2 separate regions of the Homo sapiens genome follow, and region 2 is linked to region 1. A link is an interaction called in ENCODE POLR2A ChIA-PET data of the cell type or tissue named here. Cell type or tissue: OCI-LY7. All regions are shown on one strand. Each heading gives the region's core, and the rest is flanking DNA. Links, peaks and the distances in the headings are about the cores only.

Region 1 (6,278 bases), core at 957-4,956:
ATTCACCCCCTAGAAGAGCCCTCAAACAATGACGGAAGAAATTTGGTGTATACATTCCTCCCTGGACACACAGTAAGATTCCTCTGTGGCAGCTCCCAGGCTGGTTCCTGGGGCTTTCCACAGGATTACTCTTTGGTCTGCTCCATTGTAGTAACCCTTGGTTGCTCCCCTTTCCTGTCTCACTTCTCCACTCCCCTGATGACTTTCCAAATAAACTATCAGTATGTGAATCTTTGTCTCAGTGTCTTCTTTTAGGGGATCCCATGCTAAGAAGGAATGGGTTCATAAATGATGGAACCAGGCTCTAGAAAATCAGGGAGGAATGAAAATAGAAGCATATATTGAGGGACTACTCCAGGGGAAGAGGAAGGATGTTTCACAGAGTTGGAAAGAGCAGTCTATTGATGGCCAAGCTAGCTGCCTTGCCTATGTCATCCTGCCCTCTCTGAGTTTTTCTTTTTTCATTCCAGGCCTAACCAACATAATCTCAGAATTCTCATTATCAGGTCTACTGGAAAATCCTGTATGGCAAGGCTGTTGGGCTGTCCTTTCCTTTCCAAGGCTGATGATATCTCTGGCTTTCTTGATAGCTGACTGAGGAGGAGGAAGCCACCAGTGCTAACATGCACTGTGATTCTGGGAAGAAGGGTATTCCCAAAGCACAGAGACACCAATAACTGTCATTTTCAGAATTACTGTGATGGTGCTGGTGGTGAAGGTAACCCAGAATAGTTGCCTGCATATTTAAAGGACAATGAGGTTTCTGGAACCATGGAGATGGGCCTGGGCAGGAATAGTCTTTTTCCTGAAACGACATGAGCTTTGCCAACAAAAACACAGAACTCTGGTAGCTTAGCCTTATTCTTGCACCAAGGAGAGTAAGGCTGGTCTTTGGCTCTTTGCCTGCTGGTGTTTGGCTCCTTGCCTGTTGATGTATCCTTATCCTAATTAGACCTTCTTTATGCTACAAGGCAGAATCCCAGAGAGGAGGCTGTGCATGAGGTGGGGTTGGGGCTGAGTGGGGGGAAGGTGTCTTTAGTAGACTCCTGTGAAAATATCTTTAAAAGTCTAGAGAACAAGGAGAGTAAAGCTGACTAACATTCAAAAGGACCTCCTAGCATTCCAAGTAAACAGAAACATCCAGATTTCAGTAAAGATTAAGACGAGACTTTCTGATAAGATTTGATACGTCGAGATCACCTTTGTGGCCAGATAACAATAAAACTCTTTTCCTGCAGTAAACTAACTACCTAGGCTACACAAATAATGTGAGAAATAGTTTCCAAAAATAAATAAAAATACTAAAATATAAATTAACATTTACAAAGAACTGCAACCAAATGACCATTAAACAAATACTTTCTGAAGAAAAGATGTAAAATGAATCAAAACATAAAAATTATAAAACAGTCTTATGATCTTATGATATACATAAATTACCTTTATGTTTAAAAAATCAGTAACTGGAAAGTTGTTATTTTCTGCCAATTTGTGATTTTAACCAATTTGTTTTGGTTTGTAAAGAAAGGGGTGGAAGAATACATAGCAAACGGATAATACTGTCCACTTCAGGGAAAGGATCAGCAAGGGACACAATGTTTTATTCGCTTGTATTGGTTTTCAGCCAATTTATGATTTTAACCAATTTGAGCAATTCAGTTGGATGGAGAAATTTTAGCTGTAAAATCAATACGAGAAAGTTGTTCATTTTCCCCAATGCTGATACAAGATCAAAAGACTTTCACATGCATGATTTCCAAAATGACTCAGTGAAATATAGAAATAAGACCTTAGAGCTGATGATTGACTGGTAGAAGGGGGTTTTCATTCTCTTATCTGGTGTAGCATGCCTTTGGATGTCCCTGTGTTTTAGGGCAGTATAAACAGTATTAATACATGATGACTTGGCTGTTGAACAAAAAGGGCCTGAGATATGGGCAATTGTGTGGTGAGAGGTATTCTTCAAAGACAAGCTCTTCAAGATGATTTCCTGCAGAGAATCCTATCAAGCCTGAATGAACAATGCAAGGGGTGACTGTCTTACAAGCTTCAGCGCAAAACATTTTGGTACCACAGTCTGTGGGTTGTTCACCTGCAGGACAGTAGCAAGGTAAGTCATAATAAAGCACTCTAGTGAAAAAAGAAGTGTCCACACAAGCTGAAGAGCAGATATGGGGTGTGTCAACAACACTGTCATATGATATGTGTTCCAAATTTCTTTGGTGGAAACACAGATGCAAAGATATTAACCGAAAGAGAGAGAAAAAGAGAGAGAGCGCGAGAGAGCGCGAAAGCCAGCTGAAACATTTTTATAGATCATTATGATATTAATTCCCCAGACTCAATACCACCAAAACTAGAAAAGGAAACCTGATCAAATTCTTTGCAAATTCTGAGTCATGAAAAACTTGTGAATAGTACTGTACATTTCAGATTACTAAATTAGAGCTCATCGGAGGATTTATATGACTGGTTACTGGTGAAAAGATCAGAGAATGTCCTTTCATCCATCAGTACTAACTGAAAAGGGAGTCGATTTTTTATAAGCAAAGGCAACAGGCTGAGCCATGTGTATTTCCTGAGGTGTTGCTTTGACATTTGAAAGTGAAACTCGACACTAGAAGCTTAGATGCGTCCGGTGAAAAACAATCTGTGAGCTGTGAAACTGCAAAACAATTCTGTGGATCATTCAGTAAAGTCATTTCTTCCTTTGGTTTCCTTTAACAATAGTACTATGATATTGACAAACTTGCTCTATTTGGGTGTTTTCTTTCTATTTTCTATTCTTTTGAGTGTTAATGAATTAAGGTGTCCATGAAATTAAACTTTTGGTGATAGAAATATAATTATTATAACTTTTATATTTACTAAAACTCTCTGCTTAATAAAATTTATGAAGGTAATGTATGTTTGGTGTAAGTCAAACAAATACAAGTGAATAAAATATTGTCTCCCTTGCTGATCCTTTCCCTGAAGTGGACAATATTATCAGTTTGCTATGTATCCTTCCACACTTATATTTATGTCTATAAAATGTATGTGGATTAATTTGCAAAAATGGCGAAGCATTCTTCTCATCCCTGTAGCATCTCCTTTTTGTAGTGCAGCTTTACTGCTCCTCCCACCAAGGAGTGGAGTCTATTTCTTCACCTTTTGAACTTGGGCTTGGCAGGGATGAATTCCTTTATATCACTGGGACATGACAAACAAAAATGATGACAAATGTGACATTGGGACAACAAATATGATGAAAACCACTTGCCTTGGGGCTTGTCATAATCACCATGGGAATTCTATTGTATCCATAGTTATGCATACAGCCCTCTAAATCATGAAACACAGTAATGTGTTTAAAAAGATTTCTGAAGTCATTGGTTTGAAGGAATAGATCTTGTAACAAGTGTTGTGGGATCTTGGGATATATATGCAATAAAATCTCTGAAATCTTTAGCTATTCACCTGTAAATATATGCTTTATTTTTAAGAGGACAAGAATTGTTATATGAGTCATGTAAGAATATATGATCCCTTTCCTTTAAAGGCTTTTGAATATAGCTGAAAAGATGAAGGTATTACAACACTCGCTTTTCATGTTTTTATACTCTATTCTCCATTTCAGCCAGTGCTCCATTCCCACAAATTTCCAAGTTTCCCATGCTTGCTTCGTCTTCTCATCTTGTAGGGACCATATAGGAGAGTGATGTGATAAATTAATTTACACTAACATGACAGGATTTTATTGGTTATTCTTTTGATGTGTATAATTGCCTTTTAAAAGAAACCTGGAGAGAGACTAACTAGAGCTTAATTGAAAGGCATGAAGTGATAATGATGGAATTTTAGGCCATAAATATCTGAATGTTGAAAGTTTACACCCAATTTCTTCCACCTGTCAGCCTGCCCTTAATACCTTCTTAGATAAAACAGTATTATTCCTTACTCCAGGATTAAATTATATGTAATTTGAGATACAATTTTTTTTATTTTATTAACAGAGGTGATACAAGAGTAGAAGAAATTGTAGTAACATATTTATAATCAGAACTAGGAATATTGACCACTAATGTAGTCAAAATAATTTTTTCATAACTGTCAGGAGAGGGAAAAACCAACATGTGCCTCAACACAAATACTATATACAAATAGTTTAGTATATTGAAGCACTAGAACCAATCAGATCATTTTTCAAGATGTATGCAAAAATTACAATAGCATCAGCTTATTAGTAACAACATTCACAAGACGGTTACTTCACTGCAACTCACCTTAAGCATGGTCAGCTATTATACATGTATAGATGCTTAGGGACCAGTAGTGTTATAGCTAGATAAGATGATTGATTAATTGATTGACCGATACATAGAGAGATAAATAGGACAGAGACTACAGTGAGCTTTATGTATATTCCACTTAAGCCATATAGTCCAATGACCATACATTGGACCTTGATATCACCCACCTGAAATCTCTCCTGAAATCTTTATTTTTCTTTTTTTAATTTTTGTGGGTATATAGTAGGTGTATATATTTATGCAGTATATGAGATATTTTGATATAGGTGTAGAATGCATATTAATCACATTAGGGTAAATGGGGTATCCATCAGCTGAAGCATTTCTCCTTTCTTTGTGTTACAAACAATCGAATTATACTCTTAGTTTTTTAAAAATGTACAATGAATTATTGTTGAATGTAGTCATCCTGCTTTCCTATTAAATACTAGATCTTGCTTATTCTATCTAATTATCTTTTTGTACCCATTAACCATCCCTACTTCCCCCACCCATGAAATCTTAAATTCAAGCATTCTGCTCTCTGATCATAGACTGTAGTCCTTCAATCCTGTCACTCTGTTACTTCTGCTATTCTCATATCTTATCAAAACTGCTAGTCTTTTTTTTTTTTTTTTTTTTAGTAGAAACAGGGTTTCACCATGTTGGCCAGGATGGTCTCGATCTCCTGACCTCATGATCTGCCCACCTTGGCCTCCCAAAGTGCTGGGATTACAGGTGTCAGCCACCATGCCTGCCCAAGACTGCTAGTCTTTTGATCCCTCCTGGTCACCAAGTATTTAGCCTCTTCCTGTCCTTCCTGTCTTTCTCTATTCAGCCTAAACTACATGATTCATTACTTGCCTATTGACCTTCCACCACGCCAGCCTGAAAAGATTCAAACTATTTAAAATATGTATTGTTTCGGTCCAACTCTTTTCTCTCTATACTTTGGGGCCATTATAGGGTCTTCAACCTTAACTTGGCCCTCATTGCTGCTCAACAGTCAAATATTTCATCAGTTCTAGCTCCCATTTCCAATAGCAGCTATTTCAGAGCTCATGCACTCTCCATAAGCCTCTTATCTGAAAGAATTCTCCCACAATCTCAACAAAGAACCTCTCTCACCTTTTACTTTACCAAAAAAGTAGTCTTCAGGTAGGAACTTCTTATCTTCATGAAACCCCACCTGCAATCTTACTGTATATATTTTTGCCTTCGTCCTTTGGAATCCAGTGAAAGACATATTCCTCTTTGTGTTTTCACCTGTGTTCTCCATTCTGTTCTATTCCTGCCTCTTCAGGAAACTTGTATCATCAAAAATTACACTTCCTTAGCCTTATCTTGGTTCCTATCATGGTTCTTGAAGTACCTCCAAGGAGCTCAGGTCTTCTAAAACATCTTTTAAAAATTATGGAATTTTGTAAATGAATGTTTGAATCTATTCTTGTAAAGCTAGGTTGGGTCCAAAAGAGGCCTAAGCCATGCATACAAACCCCTTATATCTCATTAGCTTTATTTATTTTATAGTCATAGGCTACATCATTAAACCCAGGTTTTTATGAATAAAATTGGAACCAAAGTAATAGAACTACAGGAGGCAGCCAGCTCAACATAAACCAATAGTAATCCAATTATGAAAAACCTCATGTTCTTTGTAGGTGGACAGAATATTTCAACTATTTATAAAATACTTTTGGAGTGCCTAAAATGATTTACGCTTTAAAGATATCATGATAAAGAGGGAAGATAATGTGTTTTATCTTCTATTCCTCTGGTGTAAGAAGTCTGTTTTTGTAATATGTTTTAATATTATGTCCAAGCACCAAAGTTTCAGTAAGTCTATATTTTTATCTCTTTGGTAACACCTACACTTAAATGTCTACATTTTCCACATTTTCTGTGGATTCTTTATTCACCTCTTTTATCAGTGACACCACTTCCTTTGAAACCCCCTCAAGTAGAAGCACTCATTCCATCACAGCTCCTTCTTTTGAGTCTGGGAGG
Region 2 (5,728 bases), core at 573-4,572, 140 kb before region 1:
GTTGTATGGTAAGACCATGCTTCGCTTTGTAAGAAATTTTCAAACTGTCTTCCAAAGCAGCTGTACAATTTTTCATTCCCACAGGCCATAAATTAGAGTTCCTGTTGCTCCACACCCTTACCAGCATTTAATGTCTGTATTTTGGTTTTGGATTTTTGCCATTCCAATTGGTGTATGGTGGTATCTTGTTTTAATTTGCAATTCCCTAATGACATATGATGTTGAAGATCTTTCCGTGTATTTATCTGCCATCTATATACCATCTTTACTATATGTTTACATCTTTTCCCCATTTTTAAATTGGGTTGTTTGCTTTTTAACTTGATATTTCAAGAGTTTTTGGTATATTTTGGATACAATTCCTTTACCAGATATTTGTTTTGCAAATACTTTCTTCCTATCTGTGGCTCGTCTTTTCATTCTCTGAAGGGACCATAGTTTAAAAATGAGATATGTTATGTCATGCCAATAAACAGTATTCTTGGTTTCCTGGGAGTGCTCAATTACAATGTTAGGAAAGGGGAAAACAGGGAAACTTAAAAGTTAAATTCTCTTAACTATGGGAACTTAAAGAGAATGATCACAGGAGCCAGAAGGGAGATTATGTGAATTATCAAATTTTGTGGAATAAAGTGGACTGCCCGCGAGTGTTTGGTGCCATTTAAGAGATAGCCCCATCCTGGTGGGGCATGTATGCCCTTGTTTAGGTCTGGTGCTTGCCATCTTTCCTTTGGAAACCTCTACCTTGCACTTCATTTCATTCTTCTAAGATCATTCTCTCTTGATGTATCTCCTACCATTTACATCACTGAAACCCCAGGTTTGACACCCAGTGTGCGGTACTGAATCATGAGCTTGGGTTTTAATGCCAGAGAGATTGGGCCTCAGCACTCAGCGTTGTGACTTAAGAGCTTTGTGACTTTAAGGAAATTGTTAGCATCCAGCAGCCTGTTTCTTTGTGTACCTAGCTCACAGTTTTACTGAGAAGATTAAGTCATATTAAGCATTCAGCACATTGGATGGCACTGGTGCTCAGCAAATGCCAGTTCTCTTTTTATCCTCCTTTCTTTTCCTCTAGGTTCTCTCTACCTTTATAGCCTACACTCTTTTGCTTGTTAGACTAACTCTTTTCCATGAGTCTGAATATTCCTCCAAAGAACACTGTGAGCATTCCTTCCTCCCTCCTATTGACTTTCTCTCTTTTAAATGTCCTGTGGTCAGTCCCCATGTGGTCTTTCCTGGTCTCAAGAAGCTCCCACACAGGTACAACTGAGAGTATTTCTTGAATCTGCACCTTCCTTTTAGCTTTTGCTATTTTTATTTCTAACTTTTCTACTCTTTTTAGAGGCTCTGAATTAAGGAATTCAGTGATATAAGTATTTAATGATGAACCACTATGTTCCTAGCATTGTGACACACCTGTGGGTTTTCAGAGAATCAAAAGATATGAATTTTCCCTTCAAATTGATGATCTACTCAGGAAGACAAGATATATGCACACAAAATAGACTTCAACATTAGACAGCATGTGTCCAAAGGTAAGGTGCGGTCAGAATGTGAGCCGATGGCTTCATGGTTTTCACTGGAATATCACATGGGTAACACCTCTTAGCTAAAGGAGTTCAGGGAGATGAGGATGGGGTTGATAATGAGGAACAACAAAGAGAGAGGATGATTCAGTGTGTGAGTAGAGTTGGGAGGAGGCTGGAACAGGAGAACTTCTCCTTTCCTCCCCTCCCACTTTCTTTCTGTAATTTACTTTCCTTTTTTTTTTTTTTTTTTTGGTCATGAGCATGTATCTAGTGGGAACTGTGATATGCAGGACTTTAACCATGTAATTATTAAGTCAATACTTTAAAAAATTCTACCTTGTTACAAAGAGGATTTATGAAGGCTCACAAAGCTAAAAAGAAAGTAAATGAATAGGAAAAATAAGGCATTGGGAAAATAAATGTGGGGGACATTAGATGGGTTCGGGGTGAAACTAGAGCAGAAAATCTATCTTAGAATTTACTACACTTATTGGAGATGGGCCTGTTTAGGAACTGATGTAATTGTTCACAAAGTGAATATAATTGTTCACAAAATTTTTAGGATTCATCAGGTAACAACTTGTGGTAGAGGAGAAAAGTATTCATTCCTGACACTAAAGCCATGAAAAACTTTTTCCCCACAGTCTTTATAGATTAAAGATTCAGAATACAAAAACCTGACTTTGACTTTTATAAGAATTTCATGGTATTATAGGAAGGAGGAAAGAGAATATACACTAACCAGAAACCATCATACTCATTTTTTTTACATTAAAATTACAAGGTTTATTTTCTAATTGAATACATCAAAGACCCCTCCAGCATTTCTTTATGACTCACAGAGCTAAAGAGGGGATCTCATGATACTCAGGAAGGGAAGATGGGAGATCTTGACATTCAACTTCAAAAATCATCCCCTCTCCTCTCTCACCTTCTGCCAGGGGCCGAATTTCTTCCTCTCAAAATTCATATGTTGAAGCCCTAAGCCTCAGTACCTCAGAATAAGATTGCATTTAGGGATAGGGCAGTCAAGTTAAATGAGGCCATTAAGGTGAGCCCTAATCCACTGTGACTGGTGTTCTAATAAGAGTAGGAGATGAGGACACAGAGTGAGATACCAGACCCAGGTATGCACAGAGAAGACCATGTGAGCACATAGCAGGAAAGCTAGCATCTGCAAGCCAAGGAAAAAGCCCTCAGAAGAAACCAAACCTACTGACATCTTGGTCTTGGACTTTCAGCCTCAAGACTAGGAGAAAATTAATTCCTACCATTTAAGTTACCCAGTCTGTGGTATTTTATTAGGGCAGCCCTAGCAAACTAAAACACCTTCCAGTTGCTCTTATAGGCCACAACAAAATTCCCCTTGCTTAAATTTACTGTGATCATGTTAATATTCTCTTTAAAAACCAAATGTTTCATCTTCTTATTCTGATTTTCACAGTCTTTGAAAATTTGGTCCCAACTTGTCTTTCCCTACTTAAGTCAGACTATACAGAACTCGTCTAGGAAAATTGCTTAATCCACCACCCTCCTTCACCCCCAGCTGTGTTTTGTACTTTATATGTTCATGTCTTTGCTAATTCTACCTGGACTATTGCAATTTTGATCCTTAATCCATCAGCGTGCATCTCAAATACACACTCATCTGCAAAGCTCTTGGTTACCTTAACTAGCATATCTTCCTCTCCTGAATTTTTGTAACATATTGTCATCATTTATTCATGTCTTATTCCTCTTTTGAAGGTAAGATCCTAGAAGACACAAGCCAGGTTTTTACACCTATATATAAATTTCCCAGCACAACACTTTCCAAAAAGAAGGTGCTCCATTTCTTCATTTATTCATGCCTACATTCTATTAGTCACATATCGTATTAATTTTTAGAGGATGCAAGAGAGGACAAACAAATGTGGTCTCTGTCCTGTGGAACTCACACTCCATTTGAAGCACAGATAAATGAGTAATCAAGCAGTTGTATTGTTGCCAGCATCTCCACTGGAGAATGATGCTGTGATCTATGTCAGGTAGTATGCTCGGAGAAAGCCTTCTGTGGTTGTGTCATTGACATGTAAAATATGAAGAAACCAGCCCCATGGCAAGAGATAAACAGGGGCTGAACTCTTGGGGCAGGGGTGAATTTGGTGTGCTCCAGACTGGCGTACTGAGAGTGCTGTGAACAAGAAGGAGGATGGAGAGAAAGGCCAGGGTCAAGTCCTGCAGGGCTTAAGTCCTTCTGAAGCTTTCAAAGAATATTAATCAGGGAAGTGTTCATAACACAATTCTAGCATTGCTGTATAAAGGATGAATTGTCAAAATGAAAGCATGGAGGCATGTTAGGAGGCTATTGTGGTACTCAAGTTAAAAGTAGTGGCTCATGAATGGGGTCAGTGATAGTAAAGAAAGAGAGAAGTGGGTAGGCATATGACATCCTGAAGGTAGAACTTGCAAATGGAGAGGATGTGAGGAAGGAGAGCCATCAAGGATTATCCCCAAATTTCTGTCTCCACTAACAATGTTTTTACTTTTTAATTTTTTATTGAAAAGTAGGACTTGGGAACTAAAAAGTGTCTTATAACACACACACATACACACACACAGGCAAATCTCCCAACTTTGCTAAATTACAGCCATCAGGGATAATCTCTTTAATAATTGAGTACATATTCTTCCAGAATATTTTAGTGCTTGTGTGTGTGTGTGTGTGTGTGTGTGTGTGTGTGTTCGTAGTGAAAAGAAAAAGAATGTTATTTAAAACAAAAACCAACTACCTCCATTTCTACCTTCCACAGGCATAGTATAAATCTGTCTTAAGTAAAGAGTGTTTTGCTGAGAAAAATCACCTTAATTGGTGTTTTTGATGAGTAACCTGGTGAGAGAGGGGAAAACAAAGGGAGAAGTTAATTACCCTGTGTAGTAAAGTATGGAGACTAATATACATGGGCAGCCTCTCTCACAGGTTCAGAAAAAACAAAAGGGAGGACATACATGGAAGGGACATCCAACATGAGGCCTGAGGAAATTGTTGGCATGTAAGGCCTTGTCTGTGGTGGAGGTGGTCAAGGATCTTTAGGATAGCAGTAACTAACATCTCTATAAATATCTCAGCTCCACTATACTTCTTCCTAAAATTTCATTAAAATTTAATTATATACACAACAAAGTGCTTTAGGGCATAAAAAGAAGGTTGGCATTCAGGGTGGGAAAGGCAGTGTTGGAAGGGGAGAACAGTCCCAAGAGTGAGAGCCAGGTAGTCATGGAGAGTCAGGCTGCAGAATGAACTGATGGAGGGAGAGTAGACATCACTCCATTTTTCTGTCTTATGACCAAGGAATTCCCTCAGTTTGGAACTTGGTGGTTTGAGAACTGGACTTGGGCCATTTTATTTGGGTAGTTAAAAAACATATTTCAGAAGGCTGGAGAGTTTAGGGATCTAGGCAGTGAAATCTGATTGTGTGTGTTTTTATAATTTGAGAAATTTCTCATGCATCTCCAACATATTTCAGTTATAGATAACTCTATCTATAGCTGAACATATTTCCTGAACATCCCTTACTAGGTTTCTAGACATAAAACAAAATTCTCATGATACATTTCTGAGCTGTGAGTCATAGTTCTTTCATCACTTAAAAAACATCGGCATCCCTGGAAAGGTATGGCAATGCTGGTAAGAGGCAGGGAATCTCTGAAATTTTAGAGTCTCAGTTGCCCCATAAATAAGAGATGGCAGAATTGTTGTATCACTTTTAAATTTAGATTTTTCAATTATGGCAGCTTCTGCATTTAATTATTCGGTATCTGAAAGGTCACTAGAAACCAAGAGAAAAAAAGTAGTGTGGAAACTGAAAAAAAAAGTTTAACCAATTTCCATTCAAACAAAGATCCCTTCTTGCATTTTTTTTTCCCTTTGGGGAGGTGATGAGGCAGAGAGAGGTTGTGGGGAACAAGGTGGTTATTGTTTTTGTGAAACTCTTTGGTTTTGACTCTGACCTTTATCTTATAGTGGAAGGTAGGGCGTTCTGTATTAAATGGAAGAAACTTGTGGTTAAGGAGTAGAGAAGCAATAATTGGAGAGGCTGAGATATTGTCTACCAGAGACCCCATATTGGCTAGGGAGAATCACTTAGCAGCAGTGTATATGCTCTAATTAGGACAATAGGGTGACTTGTGGCTGAATTCCAAGGATCATTATTGCT

The links. Peaks named below come from ENCODE experiments on the same cell type or tissue, not always from the same donor. Only the 100,000 strongest peaks of a DNase experiment are listed, where the experiment ranks them.
Region 2: POLR2A ChIA-PET joins it to region 1 with 5 read pairs; 5 of 35 experiments call an interaction of 5 or more read pairs at or near these places.

What each region holds. Positions count from the first base shown.
Region 1 is chr1:172,892,754-172,899,031 of GRCh38, forward strand. No RefSeq gene overlaps it. Among named protein-coding and RNA genes, the nearest start is that of TNFSF18, 160 kb to the right of the region's middle. In OCI-LY7, for the core only: no CTCF peak of the experiment used is centred there; a DNase peak (open chromatin) is centred at 2,598; H3K4me3 peaks cover 771 bases; H3K27ac peaks cover 614 bases.
Region 2 is chr1:172,756,771-172,762,498 of GRCh38, forward strand. No RefSeq gene overlaps it. Among named protein-coding and RNA genes, the nearest start is that of FASLG, 100 kb to the left of the region's middle. In OCI-LY7, for the core only: no CTCF peak of the experiment used is centred there; no DNase peak of the experiment used is centred there.